7 separate regions of the Homo sapiens genome follow, and all the other regions are linked to region 3. A link is a loop called in an ENCODE intact Hi-C map of the cell type or tissue named here. Cell type or tissue: PC-9. All regions are shown on one strand.

What was found. A loop is a pair of places that touch in the nucleus more often than their neighbours do. Peaks named below come from ENCODE experiments on the same cell type or tissue, not always from the same donor. Only the 100,000 strongest peaks of a DNase experiment are listed, where the experiment ranks them.
Region 1: it touches region 3 in a loop (2.5-fold over the local background); 2 of 110 quality-filtered maps call a loop at or near these places.
Region 2: it touches region 3 in a loop (16-fold over the local background); 26 of 110 quality-filtered maps call a loop at or near these places.
Region 4: a loop joins it to region 3, with 5 times the contacts of the local background. A loop is called at or near these places in 5 of 110 quality-filtered maps.
Region 5: it touches region 3 in a loop (17-fold over the local background); 53 of 110 quality-filtered maps call a loop at or near these places.
Region 6: a loop joins it to region 3, with 15 times the contacts of the local background. A loop is called at or near these places in 15 of 110 quality-filtered maps.
Region 7: it touches region 3 in a loop (4-fold over the local background); 5 of 110 quality-filtered maps call a loop at or near these places.

The regions. Positions count from the first base shown.
Region 1 is chr7:137,272,862-137,276,861 of GRCh38, forward strand. The region is part of intron 1 of PTN (pleiotrophin); the gene reads right to left. Among named protein-coding and RNA genes, the nearest start is that of PTN, 69 kb to the right of the region's middle. In PC-9, no CTCF peak of the experiment used is centred here; no DNase peak of the experiment used is centred here.
Region 2 is chr7:136,404,294-136,408,293 of GRCh38, forward strand. It overlaps LOC105375523 (a long non-coding RNA gene), which reads left to right. Exons shown (of 6, transcript NR_187964.1): 5 at 977-1,023. Among named protein-coding and RNA genes, the nearest start is that of MTPN, 430 kb to the left of the region's middle. In PC-9, CTCF peaks have their summits at 2,118 (motif pointing right) and 2,318; no DNase peak of the experiment used is centred here.
Region 3 is chr7:137,590,649-137,594,648 of GRCh38, forward strand. The region is part of intron 12 of DGKI (diacylglycerol kinase iota); the gene reads right to left. Among named protein-coding and RNA genes, the nearest start is that of PTN, 250 kb to the left of the region's middle. RefSeq lists enhancers at 1-288, 289-789, 423-1,622. In PC-9, a CTCF peak has its summit at 1,820 (motif pointing left); a DNase peak (open chromatin) is centred at 1,783; H3K27ac peaks cover 380 bases.
Region 4 is chr7:137,340,375-137,344,374 of GRCh38, forward strand. It overlaps PTN (pleiotrophin), which reads right to left and starts at 3,359. Exons shown (of 5, transcript NM_002825.7): 1 at 3,065-3,359. RefSeq lists promoters at 3,153-4,000, 3,153-3,898 and a cis regulatory region at 3,902-3,911. In PC-9, no CTCF peak of the experiment used is centred here; no DNase peak of the experiment used is centred here; H3K27me3 peaks cover 1,411 bases.
Region 5 is chr7:137,167,106-137,171,105 of GRCh38, forward strand. No RefSeq gene overlaps it. Among named protein-coding and RNA genes, the nearest start is that of PTN, 170 kb to the right of the region's middle. In PC-9, CTCF peaks have their summits at 2,250 and 2,450; no DNase peak of the experiment used is centred here.
Region 6 is chr7:135,799,312-135,803,311 of GRCh38, forward strand. No RefSeq gene overlaps it. Among named protein-coding and RNA genes, the nearest start is that of FAM180A, 52 kb to the left of the region's middle. In PC-9, CTCF peaks have their summits at 1,955 (motif pointing right) and 2,159; a DNase peak (open chromatin) is centred at 1,950; H3K27ac peaks cover 532 bases.
Region 7 is chr7:136,873,091-136,877,090 of GRCh38, forward strand. All of the region lies in intron 2 of CHRM2 (cholinergic receptor muscarinic 2), which reads left to right. Among named protein-coding and RNA genes, the nearest start is that of CHRM2, 6.4 kb to the left of the region's middle. In PC-9, CTCF peaks have their summits at 1,532 (motif pointing left) and 1,740; no DNase peak of the experiment used is centred here.

The DNA.
Region 1 (4,000 bases), 320 kb before region 3:
ACTAGCCAATAAGTAAATTCTCATCTGAGAAAAACTACCAGTAACTCAAGTCATGGACGCTTGAGGTCCTATTAGAATAACTGACATTTAGAATACTGTCTACTGATGAAGTTCTATCGAAAGCCTTTGGATAATAATGTAATTTTCTGTGCATGCATGTGTGATTGTGATTGTGTTTGTGTATATATAATACTGTGTGTGTGTAGACACAAACACTTGTATTCATCTTCCTTCAGTAATCAATACATCCTTTAAGGGAGAGAACATTATCTCTCTGTTATTCATTTGTAAGGTTTAGAACAGTGTTGACCCACAGATTTCATTTATATGTTTGTTAAATAAATGAATAAAATAAAGAATAAAAATGGCCTTGGTAGCCAATATAGTAACTGACTGACTATGGTATCTAAAATAACACCCACTTACACATCTCTGTTCCCTTACTGGGCTTTACTTTTTCCTTAGCATGAATTCATGTTGGATGTTGTATTAGCATGTTTTCACACTGCTATAAAGACCTGCCTGAGACTGGGTAATTTATAAAGGAAAAAGGTTTAACTCACTCACAGTTCAGCATGGCTGGGGAAGCTGCAGGAAATTTACCAACATGGCTGAAGTCGAAGGGACAAGGCAGCAGGAAGGAGAATGAACACAGGAGGAACTACCAAATACTTATGAAACCACTGGATACTTATGAAAACTCAAGTAGAAGGACCATGTAAGCAAATGAATGGAGGTGGCATTTATAAAATATTCAGTGACAAATGTGTAGAGTCTAGAGCACACAGTAACAAGAAACAGTGGATGGACCTCAAAAGAAGACAGTGGAAATGAGTTAATCCTGGGAGCTGTGAGGGGGAAAGGAATAGAGACAGAGTCATTAAGTAGTCTGGAGAAGAGACAAGGAAAGACCACGGAGAGGGGAAAAGGCTGTGAGTTGCATGAACATGACTAAAACCCTAAGTTACCACCAAGGGGTCAGCTGCCATATTCAAGAGTTCATCAAGATATCCTTTGCATAGTTCTGTGGTTATTGTCCTGGTTTGTCTTTATTTTTATCAGTTTTGTGGGTGTTTTAGGTACTTCAGCTCACTTTTGCTTATTTGTTTATTACAAAAGTACTATAATTAGGAGTCCAGAATAAGCACTAACACCTCAAAATTTCAGAAGCGCACACACACACACACACACACAAATAGCCTCTTATTTTCTTATTTTCATTTTATTATTTTTATCAACAGAGCACTGGTGTTTCCACAAGGAAGCACCAAGGGTTGCAGCAAGGCATTAAGAGAGGCCTGAGAAGGTGCCCTGACCTCCCTGCCACACCCAATAGTGCCCCCTCCTTACCCCAGCTGTGCCTAGAGCAGCTCCTCCTTCACTACTCACTGACTTCCTTGTAAAAGTCCATTTGTCAAAAAAAGAAAATACATTTAAAGGCCACTGGTCTACCCAATACCAAGGTCTATCTAGTTAGGAGATACAATAGTGACACAGAACAGTATTTTTTTTTATATATACTTTAAGTTCTGGGGTACATGTGCAGAACATGCGGTTTTGTTACATAGGTACACATGTGCCATGCTGCTTTGCTGCACCCATCAACCCGTCACCTACATTAGGTATTTCTCCTAATGTTGTCCCTCCCCTAGGCCCCCACCCCCCGACAGGCCCTGGTGTGTGATGTTCCCCTCCCTGTGTCCATGTGTTCTCATCAGAACAGTATTTTTTTAAAAGATAGAATAGGAAAAATGCCTCACAGATGGTGATGTAAATATGAAATCTATTATTAGTATGAAAGATGCCTTGCTCACATTAGGTACTCAAAAAATATTTGTGAAATTATATTTAAAAATAGAAATTTTATAGTTAACTATTCTGTACTTTATAAAGTCTGAAATGATTTCATCTTGTCATCAAAGATCAAACACATAGCCTAACAAGTATGATTATAATCATGAAGAATTTATGACAGAAAATCGTAAGGCATAAGAGGCCTATTTTAATATGGTGGAAAGAGAAAAGGTTTTGAAGTCAGATTTTTTCACACTGGCTTCATCACTTCTTATATGTAGGCAAAGTAGTCGATTTCTTTTACTGTCAGTATCCTCATCAATGGAAACACAGAGTTTTCATATGCACACTTATAATTTGTTTGAAGAGTACAGTGAGATAACATATAAAATGCCTGGCATCCTGTGAGACATGTATTCAGTTCTCCATCAATGGTAGCCCTTGTGGTTCTTTGAGGAAGAGAGGGGAGGTGAAGAAGTGTATATCTCCCCCAAAAAACATCAGAGGCAGCTTTGCACAGAGGGTGATAATGCAGCCTTTTAAGACGGTTTAGACTTTGATAAGTAAACCTAGAATGGAAAGCATTTCCAATGGAAGAAATAGAATAATCTAAAGTTTCAGGTGAGAAATCAAGAGACCAGTGTGAAGTATATAGGTCAGTTTAGTAATAAAAGAAGAAAGTATGGTATAGATGAGCTGAAGCCCCAGAATTATCATTAGTATCAGCAACTATTTCGTAGACCACCTACTATATGAAAGATAATATCCCAAGTTATGAGGGAGATACAGATGGGAATTACATGTGATATTAGAAACCCTACAAGATTACAGGCTCATTAAGAGGATTCAGCCAATAAGATTATATACCACATCTTTGTGCGAGACATAAAAATGCTGTAACTAAAAGCAAAGTGTTTATGATAATATTCTTGCCAAAATCTCTTGTGGGAAATTAAAAGGACACTTCTCAACTTTTGGCAGTAAATCTTTTTTTAAAAAAAAAAATTGTATTGGCAAACTGAATTAGGTTCTGAAGGCAAGACTCTCTAGTATTGGCAAGTTGCAAATAAATGCCCCATGTTGACTAAAAACACAAATCCATAATCATTCAACCTAACTCAGTAAGAAACCACATTTAAAAATGTATAGATCTCAGCTTCAAATGAAAAGGTATTTCTGTCATGATTCTACCACATTTTGATACACTTCTGAAACAACTCAGTATAGCTTTATTAGCTACTGACTTCAGATGGCATTTCTAATAACTGGTGGCTTTATTTGTTCAGATGAAGTGACTCAATTAAAAACATAATTAACAAAACAGCATGCAGGTTTTCAAATTCACTGCCATACAACTAAGCAAATGGCATCCCACATTATTATGTATTTGGGAGGAAGTAACAAATAACTATTGTTTGGCTGATCTTGGTTATGTTTGTGAGGCAGAAATGTCGCAGGTCAGCATCAAGCCCCAACTCAAAGAAAAACCTGTCATACAAAGGTCAAACACCTAATGAAAGTCCATCTGGGAAGTGAGAATTTTGAAGACGGATCTAAATTTGTTAATTGATCTGTTACAGACTATTAAATTTGTGCCAGAAAAGGAATTGATTATTGCAAGGCAAGTCCCTGAATGACCCTAGAGACCCAGCTCTTCCTCCTTTCTCTAATGTAGTTCAAGGGCAACTGCAGAACGTGCTGGGAATGCAGCATCCTGAGATAAAGAGAAACTATTAGAACAGTCCAGGCTCTGTTCTCATCCCTCTTAGAAGAGGACGTCCTGCAATGCTTTAGCTTGGAAATTCCGGTTACCCCTGGATATAAAACCAGGGTGAAATGGGTTTTGAGGGCCCCTCAGCTGCAGTGTGATATGGGGCACATGTACGCAAGACTTCACCTGCCTTGGGCAGTTTTCATGAAGTTGGGGACCTGGCTTGCCATTGATTCCAGGCTTCTATTGTCCCTTGCTGCCTGTCTGTGAGTAATATAGTTGCTTTGCTTCACTTGTGTGAGTGTTTTGTTTCACCAGACTCATGCAAGTTAACTAATACTGGTGCATGGTATTGGTGAAGTCTTTAGAGTCCTCTCCTAGGATGTATACCAGTGCACAGAGAACTTGCTTCACAATTATTGCTTTTAACAGAAAAAAAAAAATCACAAAAAATATTTACTCAGTAAAGTTTGATTGTGTCTGAAAAGCTGTAGC
Region 2 (4,000 bases), 1.2 Mb before region 3:
CTCCTTGAGGTTTAGGGTATCATCAGAACATATAAGCCAGGATATGGGGCTCCTGGAGGGGGTGGGCTGACCACTTCTTCTTCCCACTCCCACCGAAATGCACTTTCTTCTGCCCTCTGTTTCAGACTCTCAAATCAGCCCATTATTACACCCCACCTTCCCATTCCAGCATCACTGCCTGCTCCTTGCCCTCCCTCCTCATCCTTTTTCCTTGCTAAAGTTTAAGCATGGCTTTTCTTTCTGACTGTTACCATAGATCCTAACCCAGAAGGCTCACCTACTTTGTTTGGTTATACTGGAATATTAATTGCATAGTTTCAAAGAGAAAAAATAACACTCTATTTCATAAATACTGAAGATACTTTTTAATTTAAAAGGTGTTCTCAAAAACGTGTGATAAGAGAGGAAAGGGGAGGGTGTATTGTGTAGACTAAGATGATACACAAACACATCTGGGGAAACAAGAGGAATGCTTTGCAATAATAGTCAGCTGCTCTCTGTGTGCAGCAAGGTTTGTGTGCTTCTTGGAGAAAGTATTGGGAAGAAAGAAGGCGAGTACGTTTATATTTAGAGTGAGGTAGTTAATCTTGTCTGTTTCACACATATTACTCATTGCTTTTGAATTAGTTTGAGATAATGTTTTTATCTCAGTAAGGATAATTTTGGTGATTTACTGTTAACATATAGGACAATGAAAATAAAAAGATAAAAGGCTAGATAATCCCATTACTCTTAAATAGTCAATTATAAATGTTAGGTTCTTTTACCATAGAGATATTAAGCAACTTGTAGAGAAGCTCTTTGGGAAATAATTTCATCTTAAATAAGACTACTATCAAAATAGCTATCTTTTCCATTTGTTAACATCTAACCTACTTTTATCTTTATATTTAATGAGGATTTCTTATAGGTAGGTGGCATTATCTTCTTATTAAGTTATTTAACTATTAACTATTAACTTTTGTTTTTATTTAAGTTCAGGAACTTTGCAGATCTCTTATTAACTCTTCAGTTAATAATGAGGTAAGTCTTAAGTAAATATTCAAATTTTATCTAAGTTTTTTTTCACTTAATAGTGCCATCGTGAGTTCAGAGAAGACATTGAATAAGGATGAGAGGTGATTGATAAAGGGAGAAATGTGGAAGAATAATTTTTTATTCAAATACATAAAATTTTACCTATTTAGAGATTTTTTTAAGTTTATCTTCTGCATTTTTAAAAACTTTTAATTGATTATTTTAATGGACACATTGTATTTGTATATATTTATGGGGTACAACTTGGTATCTTGATATATGTCGTATGATGATCAAATAAGGATAGTTATTGTATTCATCACCTCATGTACTTCTGATGAAGACACCGAAAGCAATTGGGACAAAAGCAAAATTGGCAAATGGGATCTAATTAAACTAAAGAGCTTCTACACAGCAAAAGAAACTATCAACAGAGTAAGCGGACAACCTACAGAATGGGAGAAAATTTTTGCAAACTGCATCCAACAAAGGTCTACTATCCAGCGGGAGGGATCACAGAAAATAACTTGTGGGTACTAGGTGTAATACCTGGGTGATGAAATAATTTGTACTGCAAATCCCCGTGACACGAGTTTACCTATATAACAAACCTGCACATGCACTCCTGAACTTAAAAGTTAAAAAAAAAAAAAGAGAGAGAGAGAAAATGGTTTAGGCATTCAAAAAACTAATAGGTATTTTAAGAATGTAACTAATAATAGAAATTGGTAGGTAGCAAGCACTTACATTTCACAAAGCATATGTGGATGCATTACTCCATTTAAAGAACAAAGCCCGGCGTGGGGAGACACTCATATAATGGAAACACTGGAACTCTGAGATTGATCCGGACCCACAAAGCTCCCTAATGGCCAACCTAGGATACACTCAGACTTGGGACTGTTTAGCTCCACGTCTCGTGGTCTTTATATGTGTCACAGTTAAGAATCAGACCGTGACAGACACAAATCATGTGAAACGGCGTCCCTCTCTCTCTCACCCATTGATCCCCCGCAGTTGTAGATGTGATTCTGCTTCCTAGTAAAAGAAACTTGCAATAAGAGTATGTGTCCACTAGAGGGCCGAACTCAGAATTCGCCGTTCTGCTGTAGAGCCCAAGTAGACAATGCCATCAAATGCTCCAGGCTCTCTTTCATCAGCTTTGTACCACCTGATTCAAACGCTAAAGCCCTGGGCATAGAGTGCAATGAAAAACACTCTTAATTCCAAGTAGAAAAAATAAAAGTTGTATTTTTCCCTGCTTGTCGATGCCTTCCGTGTGAAGTATGTTGTAAACTGTGACACCCCATGGAGCGTGGTGTCTCACTATTAAGCGAAGCCTTTTCCTGTTTCTGATGTTTGCTGGGTTGGCAGGAAGAAAAATATCAGTTCTATTTTTTAACCATACTATTTCTGTTGCCCTAACAGACTCCAGGTAAATTAATTTACTTTGAATGAGTCATTAGTTCCCATTTGCTAGAGTTCATGAAAATGAAAGCATGAAACAACATTTTATAGAAATTCCCTGAGGCACAGAACACCAAACCTGGGAAAGACGTTAGAGTCCAAATTCCTTATTTTATAGACAATAGAACCAAGTTTGAGAGCAGGGTTGCCCTTAATTACCCAGCTCACCTAAATCAGAGGCTGACCCAGAACCCAGGTCTCCTGTTTGCATGGTTCCATCCTACCCAGATTTTTTTTTTTTTAACACTGGTCCATAGAATCCTTTGGTGGCCTGACTCTCATGTTAATAAAGCCTGATCAGAGATTCTTGATTAAGTATATTGTTCACATATATTTTAATTTCCATTAGGAAATACTATTGTACCACATCAGTCAGTCCACTGCTAGAGAAGACTGGGGGGATCTTGCATCCTTATGCCAGTTAGGTCTCCTTGCACACAATTCCTGTGAGCATCCTAGAGATCCATGCCTCCTCATTCCTGGATTTGCAGAGATGGAGAGCTCACAGTTTTGAGGTTACCTAATTCTGTTGATTGAGTAATGTTGATTAAGGATTCCCACCTTACTTTTGTTGGAGGAGAGAGAAAAGTTTGGGAAATGGGATTGGGGGTAGGAAGTAGGGAGAATAATTTAAGATTGCTGTCCTTTCTTGTCTGATGATGAAGAAGTACAGAAGGACTGGGTGATTCATCTGAGATTCTGAAATTAGATGTCAGAATAGGCATTATATAATGCGATAGAAGGCTCGTTAGACTAGTAGTCAAATACGGTAAGTACTGACTCCATGATATAAGGGGCTGCTCAAATCTGAGAGTCACCTAAACACCTTCTTTCTTCAAATCTCTAATTCCTCCCTAAGTATTGTCTAAATAGCCCCTCAATATATTCCTCTCAACTCTGTCCTATCACTTTTGCTTTTTTCATCCAGATATGCCCAGCACCCTCCAGTTTGTCCCCAGTATTGCAGTTTTCTGGACCTTCCCCAGAAGCAAATACAATCTTGCATCTTTTCTGATTAAAATCCTTTACTGGCTCCCCCACTGTCCATACTGATAGCTATTCAATTGCACTTTGGAGATGAACAACTCCATTTTTGGAGCCAGAATATGTCCTTTTCCTTTCCCACTAATTTGCTTCCTCACCTAGGAGACTCCCTGTCTAGCTTGTCCTTTCTTCCTTGCTGAAATTAAATTTCTATATGATAAAAGAGGCTGGAAGCTGAGGAAGGTTTTGCAGGAATTGCCCCAGCCATAGCTACATGCGGCAACAAGATGCATGATATTTTAAGTTATGAGTAGCAGAAGCCTGTACATAATCAGAAAGATTCTAACATATTATACCTCTAAGAAAAAAATAATATGCACACATGAATGTACATATATCTCTGGACAGAGCAGCCACTAGGCTCCTGATGTGACTTGCTCTACATTCCTCTCCCCCTGGGGAACCACACAAGTGTTTTGCAACCTCCTTTCTCACCTCTGCCTACCATGCTGTGTTGCCTCTGAACATTTAT
Region 3 (4,000 bases):
GAAGTACGTGACGTATCCCACAACTTCTATGAATCGATGCTGTGTTGTTGTTTTTTTTGTCTTTTTTGAGACAGAGTTTCACTCTGTTGTCCAGTCTGGAGTGGTGCAATCTCAGCTCACTGAAGCGTCTACCTCGTGGGCTCAAGCGATTCTCCAGCCTCCGCCACGCGAGCAGCTGGGACCACAGGTGCAAGTCACCACACCAGGCTAATTTTTGCATTTTTTGTAGAGATGGGGGCGGCTTTTGCCGTATTGCCCAGGCTGCCCCCAAACTCCTGAGCTCAAAGTGATCCGCCCGCCAAAGTGCTGGGATTACAGGCATGAGCCACTGCATCCAGCTGATGCTGCGTCTTCTAACAGCCCTCATTCAAATCTTCTAGGCTGTGTTCCTAATTGTTTTCTCAGAGAAGGTTGTCAGGAGTTCTCGTGATACTGAGCTACGATTCCTCACAAAGGCAGAGCCCACAGGGTGCCTGGATTTCTCACCATCTCTTCTCCTTTTACCCTTGGTCTATGCAGAAAAGGACAAGTACACAGTGTGTGAATGTAAAGGTGCTTCGCCTCTCATCAATCAATTTGCTTTATGAACCGGATAAATAGATTCTTTCTCCTTTTTTCTGTAGCCAAATGATCAAATATGTCATTGTCTCCTGAATATAAGCAGAAAATCTTGCATTTCATCATTCCATCACCCTTGGAGTCATCAAAGGCCTCCTGCCTTTCACAGCACAGATTTTGTTTTGTCTTGAAATTCTCCCACAGACAACCAATATTAGGCTAATAGTTCTCTGGCTGAGGTGGGTCTATATCGCCCCTCCACAGCTCCTGAATAGTTTTTTTCAGCCAGCAGCTCTATCAGCATTCCCCAACAGCCAGCATTCCCGGAAGACAGCACAGCGCAGAAGTGTGGGGCACCGAGCTGAGCGGCAGGGAGCTCAGCTCCACCACAAATTGGCTGGGTGAGTTTAGGCAAGTCATTTAATCTCTCTAAGCTCCCCTCACATCTGTACAGCAAGAGTAATAATAATGCCTGACTTTTAGAGTTGTTTCATCAACTCATGTGTAGACATTGCTTAGCTAGTGCCTGACAAACAGGAAATGCTAAACTAACATTAGCTACTATGACTCAGCTAGATTTTGCTACCTCTTTCCAACCTTCCTCAATAAAGGCCCAGTTTCCTAGAAGAAAAATGCCCTCTTCCCATTTCTCCACTTAAAGTTGAGCCCTGAGTTTGCAAATCAGCCCCACCTTCAGCTGCCATCAAATCAGAAAGCGTTTCTTTTGCAGACTGTAAAGAACAGTAAAAGCAGAGGTTCCCTGCAGTAAAAAAGGGGCTATAAAAAACAAAATGGAAACAAATACACACTTACAATAGCAGGAGACATTAAAAATCTTGGGAAACAATCTGTGTCTTTGTCCTTAGAGAAAAACTTTACAAAAGATCTTAAAGCTGTTACTGGAAGCTCTGTCTTTACAGTAATCCGGAACCCGTTTCCACCTGAAGTCCAGACTGCACATTGAAAGGTTCTATGGGCAGGAACTCTGCCACGGCTTTCGTATTTTCCCAAATCATCTCCACCAGCTCACCTAGCACCCTTTCAATTAAATTATTTAATTAACTGCAACTTATTGCACTTGGTATATTTTCCACCAGAACTGAAGAAAGTTATCCTGATTGGGCCTAATGATTTTCCAGCTTGCAAAGTTCTTTCCTTCCTTCCTAGGAAAAGCAGGGCTGACAGATTGAGAACACCAGGTCCTCCGCTTTGTCCCTGAGCAGCCATGCACAGCAGCAGCTGGTCAATGCTGCCACCATCTGTCCGTTTTTAGCATTAGTTGTCACTGAATGTTTACCAAGTGCATTTTGAGCAATATTTTCATTCTGCAGTATACTAACATAAGGGGTGGCTGAAGGGTGGAGATGACAGCAAACTGATATTTTCTTCCAAGAGAACAGATGCACGTTGCGCTGCCTTGTAGTACATGCAGGCCAAAAAGCGAAGGACACTCACGTTTGGAAATCAAAGGAAAACAAGAGTTTTGCTGAGCTCTGAAAGAAAATGACCACACAGTATTGGATGACTGGGGGACCCTTTTGAATATGTGCACAATAATTCTTCCTTTTGATATTTTAATGTATGTTTGCACTTAATAAAGCCAACATGTGTTAAAAGAAATGTGCTTAAAATTAGCCCAAAAGAAATCAAGATAAAAATCAGAATATGACCTTTTCTTGAAACAATATAGAATCCACACTGAAGGTACACTGTGTGCTTACTCAGTGAGAGAGGATGAAATATAACTAGGCTGAGGATGAATGAGGAAAGGGGCTTAGGATGAGGGATTGTCCCTATCAATTAAAGGAAAATAATACTTCCTTCTTTGCATTGGCTGTGGTGAGTCAGGGCATGGGGATGTCTACCATTTGGGATGCTTTTTCATCTAGAAAAGCCAATAGAACAAGAAATAAGCATGAAGTGGATGGCTGGAGTCAATTTAATGTCAGGCCTTTTGGAAATAATTAAAATGGTTAAAGGTGGACTTGCAGATCCAGCCAAGTTCACCAAAGTCAGGAGCCAGATAGATAGGGACCATGGGTCACACACCTTAAGGAACCATAATGAGAGTACGTGAGCCTCAGGAGATCAGTTCATGTGCTCGTCAATATTTCAGCAGGGTGACAGCCATTAGGAGTTGAATAGGTGTCAACGTGGCCAAGGAAGTGAGAAAATACAAATTTATCACATGACCAAAGACAGGCTATTTCTCATTTATAAACATGAAGGTTTGAGATCATTCTTGAGTGAGCTGAATTTATTGCAGCCAAGAGATCTGAAAATGGGATCAGACCATCTGACAGCTGTAACTATGTGACAGCCTCTGAACTGTGCAAGCCAGTAACAAAGAGACTACACCTGCACTGTCCAACGCAGCAGCCATTGGCCACATGTGGTGATCCAGCACTCGAATATAGCTAATCCAAATTGGATGTGCTGTAAGTATAAAATATATGCTAGATTTTGAAGACTGTACAAATAGAACATAAAATATCTTAACAATGTTTATAAATTAACACATATTGAAATGATACTATTTTAGATAAATAAAATATATTATAAACTAATTTCACCTGCTTTTTACCTTTTTAAAAGTACCTTCTAGAAAATTCAAAATTGTACAAATGTGGCTTGCATTAAAGTTCCCTTGAACAATAGCCTATATTATTATAATGCTACAGCTATAAGAACCTTAGAGATCTGAATGCATTTCTTTGTAGATTCAGAAGGTCTCAAAAGAGGTTAAGGAACCTGCCAAAGGTCACAGAAATGAGAGCAGAACCACCTCTTTCACCTCCACTTCCAAGTGCATTATTGGGGAATGTTTCCCTCTGCTTTCTCATATTTTTTTCTTTCTTGAGACAGAGTCTCACTGTGTCACCCAGGCTGGAGTGCAGTAGCACAATCTCAGCTCACTGCCACCTCCACCTTCTGGGTTCAAGTGATTCTCCTGCCTCAACCTCCCAAGTAGCTGGGATTACAGGTGTGCACCACCATGCCCGACTAATTTTTATATTTTTAATAGAGATGGTGTTTCATCAGATTGGCCAAGCTGATCTCAAACTCCTGACCTCAAGTGATGTGCTCACCTCGGCCTCCCAAAGTGCTGGGATTATAGGCGTGAGCCACCACACCTGGCCTTTCATGTATTTTTTAAATAATATACAATTAAAGTAGCTAATATTGAAGCCTAAGAACTTTTTTCCAAAGTAATGCAAACTTTCTATACCTTAAATAATACTTTCTATACCTTAAATAATACTCTTAATTTAAACTAATACGGTTATGGGGTAATATAGCCTCATCCCAGTCAGTGAAAAATATTCAATTTCTGATTTCTCCCTAAGCTTTGTCACTTTACTGGCAGCATTCTGCCAGCTTCTACAGTGACAGATGTGCTCACTAACGAAAGGCTGAATACCTTGTGTCAAATATATACCTG
Region 4 (4,000 bases), 250 kb before region 3:
AGAAATATTGTAATGACACCATGAAAACTATGCCGCACACTAGACTGGCTTGAAGTGGATGGAAAAATAGCCCAGTGGGTGGAAACTTGAATTGTCCATAAACATCAGAAGGAAAAACAACTTTCCACGAGGCCATGGCCCAAATTCCACTTAAGCCAATTGACTCTGGATGGAAAAAAGCAAGCCCAGCTCATAAAAAGAAGGTTCATATCTGAGTATCATCTTACTTCGCCTCCCACAGCAGTGACATGACCTTGTGCCAGAAGGAGGCAAAAACTCTTCGACTATTCATTTAGAACAGAAGCCAGAGCTAAAAACATTCCTCACCCTTATGGAGAAGCCCAACTCAACATCACTAGCAAAGCTATGGAACAAAGGCCATTGGAGAGCTCCCACTCAGCCTCATGCTCCAGAGAAAAGCACATCTCAAACTGGGCTGAGGTGCACTCAGGTGTGGAGGATGTTTGCACTCATCACATTGGGTGGTCTCAGTCTGGACACCTCCTTCCTGAGAGAAGTCAAGAACAACTCCCCATATCATTATGCCGCCATATTAAAAAGCATAATTCTTTAGAGAACTGGAATTTGTATTCTGAATTCTGACTTCAGGCCCTCAATCTATTGTTAATTTATCACACCATTTTCAACGAGCCGGGTAAACTCGATTTTGTGGGAAATTTTTGAATAGTAATTAAAAACACCACATGACAAATAGGAATATGGTCAGAATTCATGTGAGAATGCCATGTAAGTGAGAAAGCAAAAATATCTTCAAAGGAAAAATAAAATATTTAAAGTTAAAATATTTGATATCTAAGATTGATTTTACTAAAAAAAGTGATTCAACTATCTGGGGATCTTATTTCTCTCTGTTGTTTTCAACAACTAGGCTTTTATGAAATTTTAAACCAGGCCATTGGCTTGACTGAAATTTTTTTAAAAAATGAAAATGCTCATTAAAAAGAAATGTAGATCTTGTTATGTGTTGCTATATGTGAAGCCCAAATAAGGCATATGGAAAATATCAATAAATTAATACGTTTATTAAACCAAATCTCATGATCTCATGGAAAGGGGTCTAAAAAAACAGAGAATTATATATAATACATATAATACATTAGACTATAAATATAGTTAGGTATACCTTATTACTCTAATTATCTATAATATCTCATTTAAAGTCAGATAATTAAAAAGTCATGTATCTAATAGTACTTTTATTTATCTCAAGCTCTAGCTTTGAGAACATAATGCATTTGCATCCAGAAGCAAACAGCTGGAACACAGCACCTAATGCTGTTATATGTGGCTTCAGGTGGGAGTTCCTTATAGTGGCTTTTCACTAAATGCAGAAAAAGATGTCCTAAAGGGAACCAGTGAGCAGTGGCAGAAAAAAGATCACCTTCTATTTATTTAAAGTACAATTAGAGAACTTAAGGCCCAAGTTTCTTAAAGCACAAAAGGATGGCATTAGAGTTTTTTTTAAATAATATAATTTTTTAAAATCTCATCTTCTAATTTAAATGAAAAAGTACAAATATTGCCAGTCTGAAATAACTCATGTCCCAAAGGAAGAAAAAAATATTCATTCTAATTTCCTCTGAATTTAACTGGACTATATTTTTTAAACGACTTGGCCTTTAAAGTGCATAATTTACTTAAAAGGAAACATAATGAAGATGGAAAATACAGCTTTATTTTCTGTGTTGGGAGACTTCTCTTTTGTTTCATTGTCATTAACTTTCAATATTTCTACATATCAATGCATTCCCGGATAATTAAGGGGCTAAAATGGGCCCTGCTGTTTCATCAATTCCACATTTGCCTAGGATCATAAAATGTTTCATTATGTTATTAGTCCAGAGCTCTTTTTGGTGATTTCTAAATCTCCTCCCAGACCCCTCTCTCTAGCACACACACACGCACATGCACACGCACACACACACATCACCCCTTTCTCAAGCTGCTAAAGCAAAATGCCTGATAACTCTTAAAATGAGAGATGCTCAAGGACCGCAGCTTTAATATTTTCTCCTCTTAGCACCCCTACCCCTCCTATTTTCTGAATGTGTCCCCAAACTTACAAAGCAGCTCTTAACAGACACAAGGGTGAGTTAACACTAGAGTGTATATAAACTGCATGTGTGTGTTCCTGTGTGTGTGTGTGTGTGTGTTGTGTCACATTATGTCATGGAGAAAGGGGTGTGTGTGTATGGAGAGGAGAGAGGAGGTTTCACTTTCCATCTATTAAGAAAGGAGTTGAATACATTCCTCTCAAAAAATGTTTTCTTAACTTATTAGAAACAACAACTCAGAAACTCTAAATATCTAGTAAATTAGTAACAAATATATCCTAAATTTATGTGGGTCAAATTAAAAGTTTAAGGGTCTATGTACTGGGCAGTTCTTTAAATTTGCATTCAAATGAGAGATGGGACTCCAGGTGTGTCTTCTAAACTTTGGACCTAACCATTTCTGGAACCATTCCTGGGCTGTCAGGTGGGAAGACGGGTGCCAGTAGTTCCGTGAGAGACGTTTCATGTCAGCTAGCACTGGGAGGAACAAGCCCCCACAGCTTACCTAGAAATGCCAGCTAAGAGTCATGGGCTGACAGGCTCTGGGGCAATCAGAGAATCAGAGAGAGGCTGGGAAAATGAGAGCTGCTTGTTCAGGCTGCCTTACTTTCTTTGCACCTACCCAGCCAGAGACACACCTACTAAAGCTCCAGGTTTTACAAAAAGCAAAGATGCACTCTCCAGCCCACCCTGTCTTGCTCTCCAGCTGGTAGCTGGAACACGGTCCAAATACATGCTTAACATCACAAAAACTTCTTTCCTTTCACTTACCTAAGCACACCCGAACTAACCTAACCTGAAACCCCAAAAATATGCCTCCCTTGGCCTCTGGAGCAAGTCAGTTTTGAAAGCAGTCCTATCAGCAAAGACACCAGGCAGCCTCTCTCACCCCTACCACCATCATCTGCTGGCACCCAGAAAAGTGGCACAGGGTGAAGGCAAACTCGATCGAAGAGCCCTCCGAGAAATCGTACGTTCCTCTCACTTACTTTGAGTTGGAAACGTCCTCTCTGGCGCTCAGTCTGCCTTTGTTGCAAGGGGCGAGGTTGCTACCGCTGAGTCCAGGTACCCGGCTCGCTGCAGCTCCTGCTTGGGCCGCTGCTGCTCTCCCCGCCTTCTGGACGGATGACTCACTGGTCTCTTTCTTCCCCTCTCTCCACTTTGGATTTTCCTCTGCTCTGGGGCTCTCTTGGCGGGATTTTTGGACTGGAAGGCGGGGAACCTGATCCTGCCTTTGACTCAATTACGCCCTGACAGGGAGGGAACGGAAGGGAAATGGAGAATGGGAGGGATGAGAGGAGCGGGCCAGGAGGACGAAGGCTGGGCGAGGGAGGGAGAGCGCTTTGCACTCGAGAGCTGATTGGGAAGCTTATTAAAAGCAGAATACTCCAGGGGCAGTCTCTCCCTGCGGAGCAAGAAAACGGATTTGAACCAAGAGGCCATGAGATGGTACCTTGTTTTGTTTTTAGCAGAGACGAAACACAACATTTCTTTTCCAAACTCCACCCATGATCTATTCTTCAGATGAGTGCAAAGCCACTTTGCCAAATAGGATATTTTAAATGGACAATTGATGGCATTTTAGGTTACATTTTTGGCCCCCCACAATCCTTTAATGATATTCAGAATGGAAAAGCACTCTCTTCAAACCAGCCTCTTCTTCCACCCACGAAAGCCCTCTCTAAACACAGAGACAGTAAGGTGTCAGTCACATCTCACCTGCAAAGCACAAAATGTACAAAGTACTTTTTCTCAATTGTCACAAAGAGTGACAGACGTCTCAAAGTTCCCAATTAAGTGCTACTTACCTTTAGGGAGAGCTCTTTCCTTTTTTGGTTTCCTTGGTGCCTTTAGCAACCTATTTAGTAACATGCCTTTGACACCCAAGAATTTAGAGGATTCGTCAAAGTAGCTCAAACTCTGAG
Region 5 (4,000 bases), 420 kb before region 3:
GCCGAGATCCCGCCACTGCACTCCAGCCTGGGCGACAGAGCGAGACTCCGTCTCAAAAAAAAAAAAAAAAAAATCTAACTTCTGCTAGCATATATCCTCTTTGTCATCATTATTATAAACAATTTACAGATGCAGAAACTGAGGCTGAAAAACATTAAACACCTTACCCAAGGTCAGATTGCCAAGGTTAATGGCTATTCTGGGACTTAAACTCAGATCTCTTTTATTTCATAATTTATGAACATAAACACTATGCTGTCCTGAAAATAACTACATTTTCTTTAAAAGCATCTTTTTATAAGTGGCTTCTACAGCACTATAAATCTCAAAATTCTTTCTCCATATACCATTTAATTTGTCAGTTTCTTTCTCAAAATGTGGCCCTGAAATTAACAAAATGTTGTCAGTTAAAGACGGAGTTCAGGGGGATTATCACCAAATTTGGTTTGGACCCCAGAAGTCTATCTTAGTAAACTAAAATTGTGTGGGTGTTACCAAACTTGTATTTTGTGATAAACAAAAGTTTCAGATCATTTTTATATAAATTTCTTCAAAGAAAGATCTTCCCAATCTAGTTATAAAATTTATTGTTTTAACTAAAATGCAAGATCATTTATCTTTGTTAAATGTCATCATTTTGTATTAAGCCTGCACAATCATTTTAAAATTTGATTGTGACATCTATCATATTAGCTAGTCTCTGAATTTTATGTCATCTGCAAATTTGATAACCATGTTTTCTAAGCATTAAGTCATGTCATTGCTATAATATTAAAAGGACAAGATAAATCAGAGAGGTTACAAATATTCTATTAGAAATGGCCCTGAGTACAAAAAGAACTAAACTTGTCTGGAAAAATTGCTCAAATTTGTAGGACGGTGATCCAGACAATACTTCGCCATATTATTAACCAAGAAACAAGAGTAACCTTTAGTTAAATGCTGTGTAGAAATTATCATACCCTACATGTCAACCTTTTCAAAACAGAATAATTTGTTCTTACATATTCTTAATTAATAAACCCATATTGGCTCCTGCTCACATCATCTTTTCTACAGGCTCAGAAAACATAGGGTTAGTAATACACTCTGAAGTTTTCAGGGAGCAAATATCGTGTGTTTGGGGATCTTGTTTCTGGGAAAGGAAAACACAGGTCTTTCAGTGGAAGATACAGTGAAAACACGCTAATATTCTCTGTGGTTCCACTTTTTTTGTTTGTTTGTTTTTGTTGTTGTTGTTGTTGTTGTTTTGAGACGGAGTCTCGCTCTGTCGCCCAGGCTGGAGTGCAGAGGCACGATCTTGGCTCACTGCAAGCTCCACCTCCCAGGTTCACACCATTCTCCTGCCTCAGCCTCCCGAGTTGCTGGGACTACAGGTGCCTGCCACCACGCCCGGCTAATTTTTTTGTATTTTTAGTAGAGACAGAGTTTCACTGTGTTAGCCAGGATGGTCTCAATCTCCTGACCTCGTGATTCGCCCGCCTCGGCCTCCCAAAGTGCTGGGATTACAGGCATGAGCCACCGCACCTGGCAGGTACCATGTTTTTTAGTATTACATGATGGTCTTTCATTTTCATCAACAGACAAACCCTGACCATTTTATCAACTTCACAATAATATGTGCCTATCTTTTATATGTTTGAATATTTTGAAACTTTCTCATTGTCTTACACATGTACAATGTAAGGGTGTTATGAAACCAGAAGACAGACTATATAGAACTGGCATAGAAACAGTCTAAATTCCTTAATATTGCCAAAGCAATATGCCATTCAAAATACATCTTGTCATTTCAAACCTTCCTAATAATTTACTATACTGGCCTATTCTTCAAAAAGATAAACTCATCATCCTATAGTACTTTATTTTAAAATCTATCTCCTCTTACAATAAGGATTTTTTAAAAGTTTTCCAATCAAAATCGTAGATTTAACCCAATATTATATTTGAACTCTTATTCAGTGAGCCTTGGTTTCAGCAGGTGGATGTGTGTAAGTCCTCATTTTACATTTTATGATTTTTATTGATTTTGACCTTGCATGATTTAGCTATTTCAGTCTGTCTTTTGTTTCTTTTGAAATAGGAATTGGCCTTCTCTGAACCTTCTCTGGATCTCCAAGGTTTTGCACGTTTCTTAGGTATGTTAATTAGGCATTCTTGAAGTGTTGTCCCAGTGGGGATGCACTGATGACTTAGGTCATTTGAGTCTTCTCCATGCAATGGGAACGTGAATCTTACTGCAGTTCCGTCACGTTCCACATGATGGTGGCCTTGTCTCCGCAAACCGGACTTCAGGTCCCTGTGTGCTAAGTTTATTGGCCTCAATTTCAAGCTCTGGTAATAAAGCAGCTGTCAACTTGCCAGAGCCCCTGTGAAACAGCTGGGATTCTCAACTTGGGCTACATCCAACACCTGTGGCTACGATACAGGGATTGTGAGAGAGAGGACGCTTGACGAAGAGCAATGGGACTGTCTGAACATTCTCAAATTCTAATTTACTCAAGCATGTTTGGTTTTGAGTTTTACTTTTCTGTAGAATATTTTCCTAAAACAATTCAAATGTTGAGGATAGAGGATTGAGGTGCATAGTGAAAATTTAAATAATGCTGTGTTCTATACTGTGCTTATTAGGCTTTACTTCTAATCATTTACCTGTCTCTAGAGCCGTGCTTTCCGATACAGCAAACAAGCCACATGTTGCTCCTGAATACTTAAGATCTAGTCTGAATTGAGATCAGCAGTAAGTGTAAAATACACATGAAATTTCAAAGATTAAATATGAAAAAGATTATGTAAAAATTATACTTTAATATGAAAACATAATACTCTGGATATATTGGGTTAAATATATTACTAAAATTTATTTCACCTGTTACTTGTTACTTTTTTTTAAAGTGGCTACTAGAAATTTTTAAATTATAGGTTACTCGCTTTGGTGGCTCACATTATATTTCTGTTGAACTGAGCTGGTCTAGAAGCCTTGATGATGTTTACTAAACACTGAGAGTTCTTGTACTCCTTTGCAGTATTTTTCTCATGAAATCTCTCAATTCCTCAGTGTAGTTATCAGATGTACCCCAGAATCTGAATTTTCAGGAAGTGTTGGAGGCCTTGAATGGATACATTTTAGAAGGCTCCCAAAGAAAGCTTCATGATTATAACTGATCATCAGAATTATGTGGAGAAAGCATTATAATTTATTTATGATTCCCTCTACAGAAATGTTGATTCAATAAATGTGGGTTGTTGATATTTTGCTCTGTGTTTTTCTTTCTCTTTTCCTTCCTCTCCTATAGCTTTACCAATAAAGTAGGAGTGATACCCATGTAGGGAAATACTCTGTTGCCTGAAGAAACTGATGTGAAAGGAACATGATTATCAGGGGACTACCAAGAGATATGGGTTGAACAAGAGTCGAATGAAGGTTGGCACCTTCAGCTGTATTCCAGAGTTGTTCTGGTGTTTCAGAGTAGGGCATGTTCAATTATTTAATCAGAACATGAACGTAAATGAAAAATGAATCAATTCACCCTATGGTGTGAGAGGCTGATATATAACTATGAAAATTACATGGAATTTCTTCTTAATATTTTATTATCCCATAATTTAAAAATACATATATTGGACACACTTTAGATTGGAGAGCCATCAAGCCTTTCCCTCCATTACTTAAATACATCTTGTCTATATTTTGAAGCTGATGAATCTTCATTTAACATGTTTTCTTAGGAAAGAGGCCCCTGAAGAAGTAAAATGCATGAATTTGAAGTAGCCAACAGACTTGATGGGGTAGATGGGGCACTTCTAAGTATCACCTGAAGAAGAGGTGCTGGAATTCATTAGAAAAAACGGAGTTTAACAGGAAAGTATAAATATTTAGCAGAACTAAATTGAAATTCTGCTAAATATTTATACTTTTCTATTAAACCTCTATAAATTGATTTATATTCAATTCAATTGATTTATATCGATTTATATATTGATCCAGTCATTACCTTAC
Region 6 (4,000 bases), 1.8 Mb before region 3:
CCACTGATTTCCGCTCAGTTATCACTCAGTCAGGGACTCAGCTTTCCTTCGCGGTCCCTTACCCAGGTTCCTGACCCGAAGGTTAGGGGGACGTACACGTGTCCGGGACGTTGTCTACAGGAGAACTTGGCAGAGGCTTCTGTGGGGGCAGCTCACCCTCCTTGCTGGACTTCTCTGACAGAGGAACCTTCTTTCTTCTGCTTAGGGTGCTCCTCATCCTTCTGGAATCCAGACCATCCTCCACTCCTGTTTTCAGTGGCCACCATCTTTTCTCTCTCCTTCCTCAACCCTCTGAGGAGAAAAGTATTTGTGTTTCACTGAAGTGGAAGTGAGTGTTTTCTTTGGACCTTTGTTTCTGCATTGGGGTGTAGTCTGGGGAAGAGAAAATGGCCATGGGGTATAGGTAACAGAGAAGAGGGGCAAGAAATATGCACACAGCCATGTAAGGTAAGGGTTCACAGGCTGTACACTGTGCAAATGCGGGAGTCCCATTCACACAGTGATATGACATGAAAGTGGATTCACAACCTGATGAAAATGCCACCTTTGAGCTCTGCCTTCTCTCAATCAAGGGCAGTGTGGACACATAGAGAGAGGAACGTGCTTTGAGCCTGAGAGATTCTGATTTGAGTCACCCCAGCTATGTTACTATCTCACCATATAGTCCTAGACAACTCCCTTAACATCTCAGAGCCCCAGTTTCCTTATTTATAAAAGGACAGCAATAGCGCCTCCTTTACAGAGTTGCTGTGAGGGTGAAATGAGATCTTTTGTAGTTGCCTGGCATGTAGTAGGTGCTCAATAAATGTCATTTCCCCAGAAGCATTGTCCTGGTTGAAGGAGTGTTTGCCAATTTCACTACTGGCCCTTTTCCAGTGAAAATATTCAGGGTCTTTCCGTAGATGGTGAAGGAATGTCTGTTGGAGGCTGAAGAAGATACAAGTATTCTTCTTACAGCATAATTGAAGAAAATAATGAATTTATCAAGATACGTGGCCAGTTGAGGCATCCCAGAAAGTTGAGTTTTAACAACAACTAAGACAACGTATAGAGCACGAAATGTTAGGCACAGTTTTAAGCCTCTTCCATGTATTATTGTGCCATTGAAAATGGACCCTTCTGGGACACAGCATTCAAGACTCTGGGATTTTGTGTCTTTGTAAAAGGGAGAGAAGATGTCTTTTTATTTATTTATTTTGAGAAGATGTCTTTTCTTTGCTTCATATCCACCCTCCTGGCATTGTCTGGTACATTATATGTCTTTGCGTCCCCACATCTGGCCTGTTCCTATCAGCATTCTCTCTCTTTTGAGCAGTTCCTTATCTCTGAGCAATGAACTGAGCCATTTCCCAAAGATGGGCATAATCCGTGGGTCTCCTGCGTAGGCGGGAGCCAGCTTGTACTGGCTGTGGAGAGCTGACGGGGGCAGCTTTTCCCAGCTCTTCAGCAATGAGGTCTCGCTAGTCCTTGAAATCAGCCACCATGCGAGAGTTTGCATCAGGGAAATCAGCAAATGCTACCCATCGAGACCACTCCCTCCCGGGTAGCAACACCGTGGCTGGCCCCACACATTGGGAAGAAAAGCTCAGCAGGAGGTTTCAAACTTGGATGGAAGAGCTGGTAGAAAACCTTTGTTTCATAGACATGCTTTAAAGGTGGAATTTCAGGTAGGAAGTCTTTCTGCATCTATTAAACTCAAAATTGAGGAAGAGAAGTAACAGGTCTTCAAAAACTAGGCTGAAAGATGTCCTCCGCGGACCAGGTACATCTTTAGTATAACAATCGTGGCTGGCAACAGCTTAACACGCTCAGGGACATCTTCATGTTTCTCATAATGCAACGTTTCAGGAAACTCTGGAAAGTAAACACGAGGTCACAGATTCAGTTCTGGTGAACTAAAACTCAAAAAAATGGTTCAGCATATCCTGAACTCAGTGTTTGTACACAAGATGGCGCTCTCTTCTTAGGAGAAGACAATTGGAACACTTGCTAACCCCTGAACTCTCTTTGCATGTTGTGATCGATCGCATTGGTGCAATTGGTGTGAGCTGAGCAATATTAAGGTCAAAATCATTGGCTTGATGCCTTATAAATGCATTTCTGTGAATATACGAGTTAACACTAATTATTTCCATTCCTGGGGAGGGGAAGGGTAGGAGAAAAGACTAAGCCAACTGCAAACCCCGTTGCTGGTGAGTCTTCTGTTCACAGACAGAGAGGAAATTAGAACTGATCTCTGTGTTCACATAAGTGGCCAAAGAGTCCTTAGTCTCCCAATGGGAGACAAAGCTGGGTGTCCAAATTCCTCTGTAGGACCCTGCATCTGAATTCACGGGCCGCCTCTCCCCTAACCCCCGCCCCGCCGTGCCCCTCATCCCTACAGGTCGTTTGCTATACATCACCAGTTCTGTAAATTACAGACACAGTCCCTGTCCCTCTTCCAACTTGGCACAGATTCAGGCACTGACCAATCTACTTTAGGTGCCCTGTCTTCTCCCAGCCCTGGCTAACTTGCTGGCTCTGGAATACCCATCTTCTCTGGCAGTTCACCATATCTGAGTGCCCCAGCTCAAAGCCTAGCCTTTTCCTTTGGCCCATTTTGGTCACAGATGCCAGCTTTCACCCTCTAACCCAGACTGGAACAATGGTCTTAGAGGCCACTTGCCCTATGGCCTGGCTAGAGGTCCCTCCAGCCATCACCTCTGGTATTGTCTGCTGGGTTTTCCGCTGATTGTGGTCCCTCAGGCTCTTTGTCCTGTTTCTGAGTGCAGCCCTGCTCTGGCAGTGTGCCCGGGAGACCACTTCCACGTGCTTGGCTCCTGCTGTCCTTGTTGCCAACTATTCTTGGCACCTGGACATTTATCGTGCTGTTCCCCAAGTCCTTTGCTCCGGGTGATTGCACTCCAGGTTGTTTCTCTGCCTCGCTGAGAAATGAAGAGCCCTTCCTAAACCTCCCAACTCTGCTCTCAGCACCGCACCCTCCATTCAGTAGGAACCGTCTTGGGAAGTGGACTCTTGGGGGTTTTGTGAACTAGCCCTCCTGTCTCTTTGTTAAGTTGTGAGGAGGCTGCAGACATCCTGTGCATGTTAGATTAGTCCACATTTCAGAGCCAGGAGGAACAAGAAACATGATGGCCTCATAGTCTAGCCTTTGCAGACTTTGCCAATGACATGGGTAGGTTGATCCTGCCTCACCTCATCCCGGCTGGTCCTGATCAAGTCCTCCTGCCCCCAGCTGAAATCTCACTGTGCTAACTTCAAGGGAACGATCATGTTACGACACCAGGATTTCTTGCTTCCCATCTATTCTTTTTCTTCCTTACGTTTTAAGTATTTCTAGAGCTGGAGAGGCCCAAGAAGTCAAGTGAGAGTTTATTTAAGGTGAGCAGATCATATTTGAATGCAGAAGGGAAAGATCTCGTTGGTAGGGAAAACAAAAGTATTTGTGATTGCTTGCCGTGGAGAGCAAAAAAGCCAGGGCTTTCAGCCATTCATTGCCCAAAATCACAGCACTCACAGGAGTAGAAAAGGTCAGAATAAGCCATGGGGCCAGTCTGTGACTCACCATTTCTTTTGAAACCAAAGGTTCACTTCTCTGGAGACTAATTCTGTTCTTACTTTCCTAATTCTACCTTGGAGAGTTCCTTCCTCAGTCCTAGGCTTTGATCTGTTCTTGGAATTTCAATCTTTTCTCTTTCAGGCACTGTGACAAATTGATGTCATTCATATCCCACACCAATGGTCTCTCTATACCTATGCCTTTTGCCCTGTAACCTTGCGGTCCCTGCCTACTCTGACTCTGGGACTTACTGTGGTCAATGGGACAAGAGCAAACTGGATACAAATTTGGGCTTGTTTGCTTCTCTCTTTGTCATCAACTCCTGCCACCTTATGAGAACAAGCCTGGGCTATCCTCCTGGAGGATGAGGGATCATATGGAACAGAGCTGAGTCATTCTAGCTTGAGGTAGTCTTAGACCAGCTGACCCCTAGCTGACCTG
Region 7 (4,000 bases), 720 kb before region 3:
CCGTGGCATAGTTCCCAAGAGACTCCTATGTATCGAAAGCCACCAATGTCCACCTTGTGACTACTAACAACTGGCTTTTGCTTCCTGTACCCACTCTGTCCACCTTTGGTTCATTGAGCAGGCATCAGGACTTCTCTCATTTAAGATAAATGGCATAAGTATACTGATTGCATATCCCACAGCTCACCTGGCCTATGTGGTGGAGGTGGTATGTGGGGAAAGAGATGCAAGTCACCTTTCCTTAGGCAGGTATTTTTGCTGTGTGTATTCTAAGTCCTTGGCATTATTCTAAGCATCTTCCCATATGATATTTTCTGTTTTGTCAGTTGCTTTAGCCTCACTGCTTAAAATACAGCCAGGCATACCTAAGAAACATATTAAATCTCTTTTGAATGAGTTAATACAGCAATCAATTTTCTCATTTTATCTTTGCAACAATCCTATGTAGTAGATGTTATTTTCTACAGGAAGAAATCAGCATTCAGAGGGGTCTGGTAATGACCCGAGATCATACAGCTAGTAAGTTGCAGCCCCTGGATTCAAACACAAGCTTGTTGGACTCCACTGTCTTAGTTCTTATAGTGTGTCAATCGGTTCGCTATAAATAGTTGTGGCACTTGTTTTCCCTGTGTTTGGGGAAAACAAAACCATGGCATTCAGAAGTTCAATGATGTTCTCCCCATCTGTTAATACAACTTTGCATGTTTTTGTTAGATCCTCCAAACCTTAAGCAAAGAAGAGGCAGTGCTGAGTAGGCTCTTAGTTGGCACGTGCTTGTCTTGTTTAGTCAGTGATTGCCTCTGGCAGAGGTAAACGAGGGCACCAAAATTTTGGCAGATGCCATTTTCACCTCTCAGCAATACTAAGACATTATTAAACAGAAGTTCTTTTGTCTGATGCATAGTAATAAAAGATAATTTTGATATCATTCAGCTGAGTTCATGATAGGAAGCAGATCAAGAGACTTTTTCAAGGTGACACAGCTAACCAAGAACTGCATAAGAACACACACATCCCAATCCCAGTCTAGTTGTCTCTCCATTTTTTCATGCTAAATGAGTTCTCTTTTTCTATAAGATTGTTGGCACTTAAGATTCTGAATTTCAATGGCCCCATTTACTTTTAATTAGTATTTATTATCCACATGTGCTTTGAAAAGTATAATGTTACTTTGTAAACTGCTATTAGCAAAGAATGAGGTAGGTTCCAGTTGGTTTGCCTCTTTCCACTCTTTATATATCTTTGTCTTACTTTATTTATTTCTCTTTTTTTTTCTTCACATGTTCTAGCTCCTTCTTTTATACTATGACCTAAATATACAATCATCTTAACTGGTGCTGTTACCATGGTAATGTTTCATGGTAGATAAGGGTACACACTAAAAACTCAGTTTTCTCATTTTCTTTCATTAGTAATGGAATTCCTTCTGTCTCTCTTTTTTTTCTCTGTCTTCCCCCATGCCCTCCCTCTCTCTCTGCCCCCCCTCTCTCCCCTCTTCCCTCCCAAATCCAAGCTTTCACTGAATGATGCCCTCTGGTGTTCAATAACTGGAAGCACATTGGATTGGATAGGACAAGGACATCCGTTTTAAAGCTTAGGGAGAATTTCAATTTCAAACAAAAATTCAACTGGACCTAAGCAAGAAGGACTTTGAATTAATATGTTTTTAAGCAAAGAGATTAGTAGAATACATTTGTTGTCTGGGCATGTCAAATGTTGTTTACTATGTATACAGTTATGGCAAAGGGGTGGGAAGGATATTTATACCCTTACAGGTTTAACATTGTTATGAAAATGTTCTTATGGAAGAAAAAGAGATGCCACCGAGATATCCCTGGGAGGATAGTCTGATAGAATATTCTGCACATTTAAGTCTTTAAGACTTCTAAATGGAAGTCTTCTATCTTTAGAATGGAAACATTTTTCTTGCTGAATATATATATATATATGTAAAAAATGCATGTGTGTGTATGTGTGTATATATATACACATATATACATATATACACATATATACATATATACACACATATATACATATATATACACACACATACACACACATGAATTTTATATATATATATATATCTCCAGCAAGAAAAAAATATATATACATATATACATATACATACACACATACACACACGCGTGAGAAAGAAAGAGTGGAGGTATTTGTTAGGTGAGAAACGTAGACGTTTTACTCTTACTTACATGATTGTGTGAATAATAATATCAAGCTGCACATTTTTATTAATCCCTAAATACATGGCAAACTAGAAGTGAGGTTGATATGCTATAAACATATCTTCTTTCTTTCTCATTCCAAATTCCACTGCTGCCCTCTGATCAGACCCCAGGTTAAATCTGTTCCCTCAGAGGCTTCCCTGGAATCCATCCCCCTCTTTCCATCCGGGCATCTTTTCAGACCTTTCGCACCTCTCACATGAACTATCACCAGAGCCATATGCTTCTAACCGGTCTCCCACTCTCCAGTCTTTCTCTAGTACAAGCTACTCCTCACATTGCCAGAGTGACCTTTCTAAAATGCAAATCTGAACATGTCGTTCTCCTGTTTAAAATTCTTCAGTGTTTCTCAACAGTCTAGGATAAACCCTGAGATCAAACCCATGTGAGAGCTTCCATAGCTCATAGAGCTGTTTTGCCAGCCATCTTTCTCACAGGCATTTCTTCATCCTCCAACTGCACAAGGAAAGAATCCATGCACATAGCTTAGTGTAATGACTGGTACAGTGTACATGCTAAATAAATACTAGCCAATATATTTATTTCCCCTTTATTCTCCTCCTCCTCTTCCTCCTCTTCGTGGAATTTATTATTATTATAATACTAACAGGCAATGATAAGCTTCACACTTATACTCTAGCCATTCCTCAAACTAATAATAATACTCATGAAAAGGTATGATATAATATGATGAAGTTAATGAATATTTGGCATCCTCTATCTCATTTAATCTCTCACAGCCATGTGCACCACCTGGTGCCCACTAGGTGCTCAGTATATTCCTGTTATTTTTATATACCTAATCAATATAATAATAATGACATTTTTAGCCCTTATTATTCATAGCAACATGTTTTGGAAGGCGAAGCCATGGGTGTTTTTATTTTAAAAAACAAATTATTTACAAAGGAGTTAACTTATAAAAATGCTAGGCAACTTGGATGGTTTTATCTGGTGCTGGTAGTAGAGTAACAGCTAGAACTTGTTAGGGATACAGATGACGTGAGAATAGAGGCCATATTTTATAAATGATGGCAATATACACTTACATTTGTATTTCTGTCTTCTCTTTAAAACGAAACCAAATGCCCTGATGTTTCCAAATAACACAATTAAGTGGAATTTTTAAAACCACTTTCTATTTTCAAAATAATTTTACTATTATTTTATTGCATAGTGTGCAACCGCATAGATACCCACAGTACCCCTCCATTTTATCGTATCAAAGAAACTGTAGGCAACTTCATAGGCTGAGGGCTATTTTAAGTTCAAATTTCCAGCACATGGACAATGAGTAACAGCAACAATAAAACTGAGGATCTACATTTTTAAGATTAGTGCAAAATACATAACAAAAACTGTAGTAACGAGGCAGTCTTTTGAAGCTATCTGTATTTATTGGGCTCAGAAAAACAGGACCTCTCTTTTCTGAGGCTGAGAATCCTAAATATCCTTGAATATTGACCTCTTGGCAGAACTGGGCCCACTTTTTCAAAAGTCAATATTCATGTCACCAGGTATAGTGCTTTAAATGATAAGATTCTGAATTACTTAAATAACTACTATCTTCTAAGAAGTCATTTAAAAGAGATTAATTCACAGGTTGAGTATCTGAGACACTTTATTCCTCTTGTAAAGACATTGAGTCAGGCTGGGAATTAGGGACAGGAATCTAGATTTTTAACCAGCCCCTTCCATGATACTGAGGTGGGAAATCACAGGACTACATTTTAAATAACAGATTGATGAACTGGAAC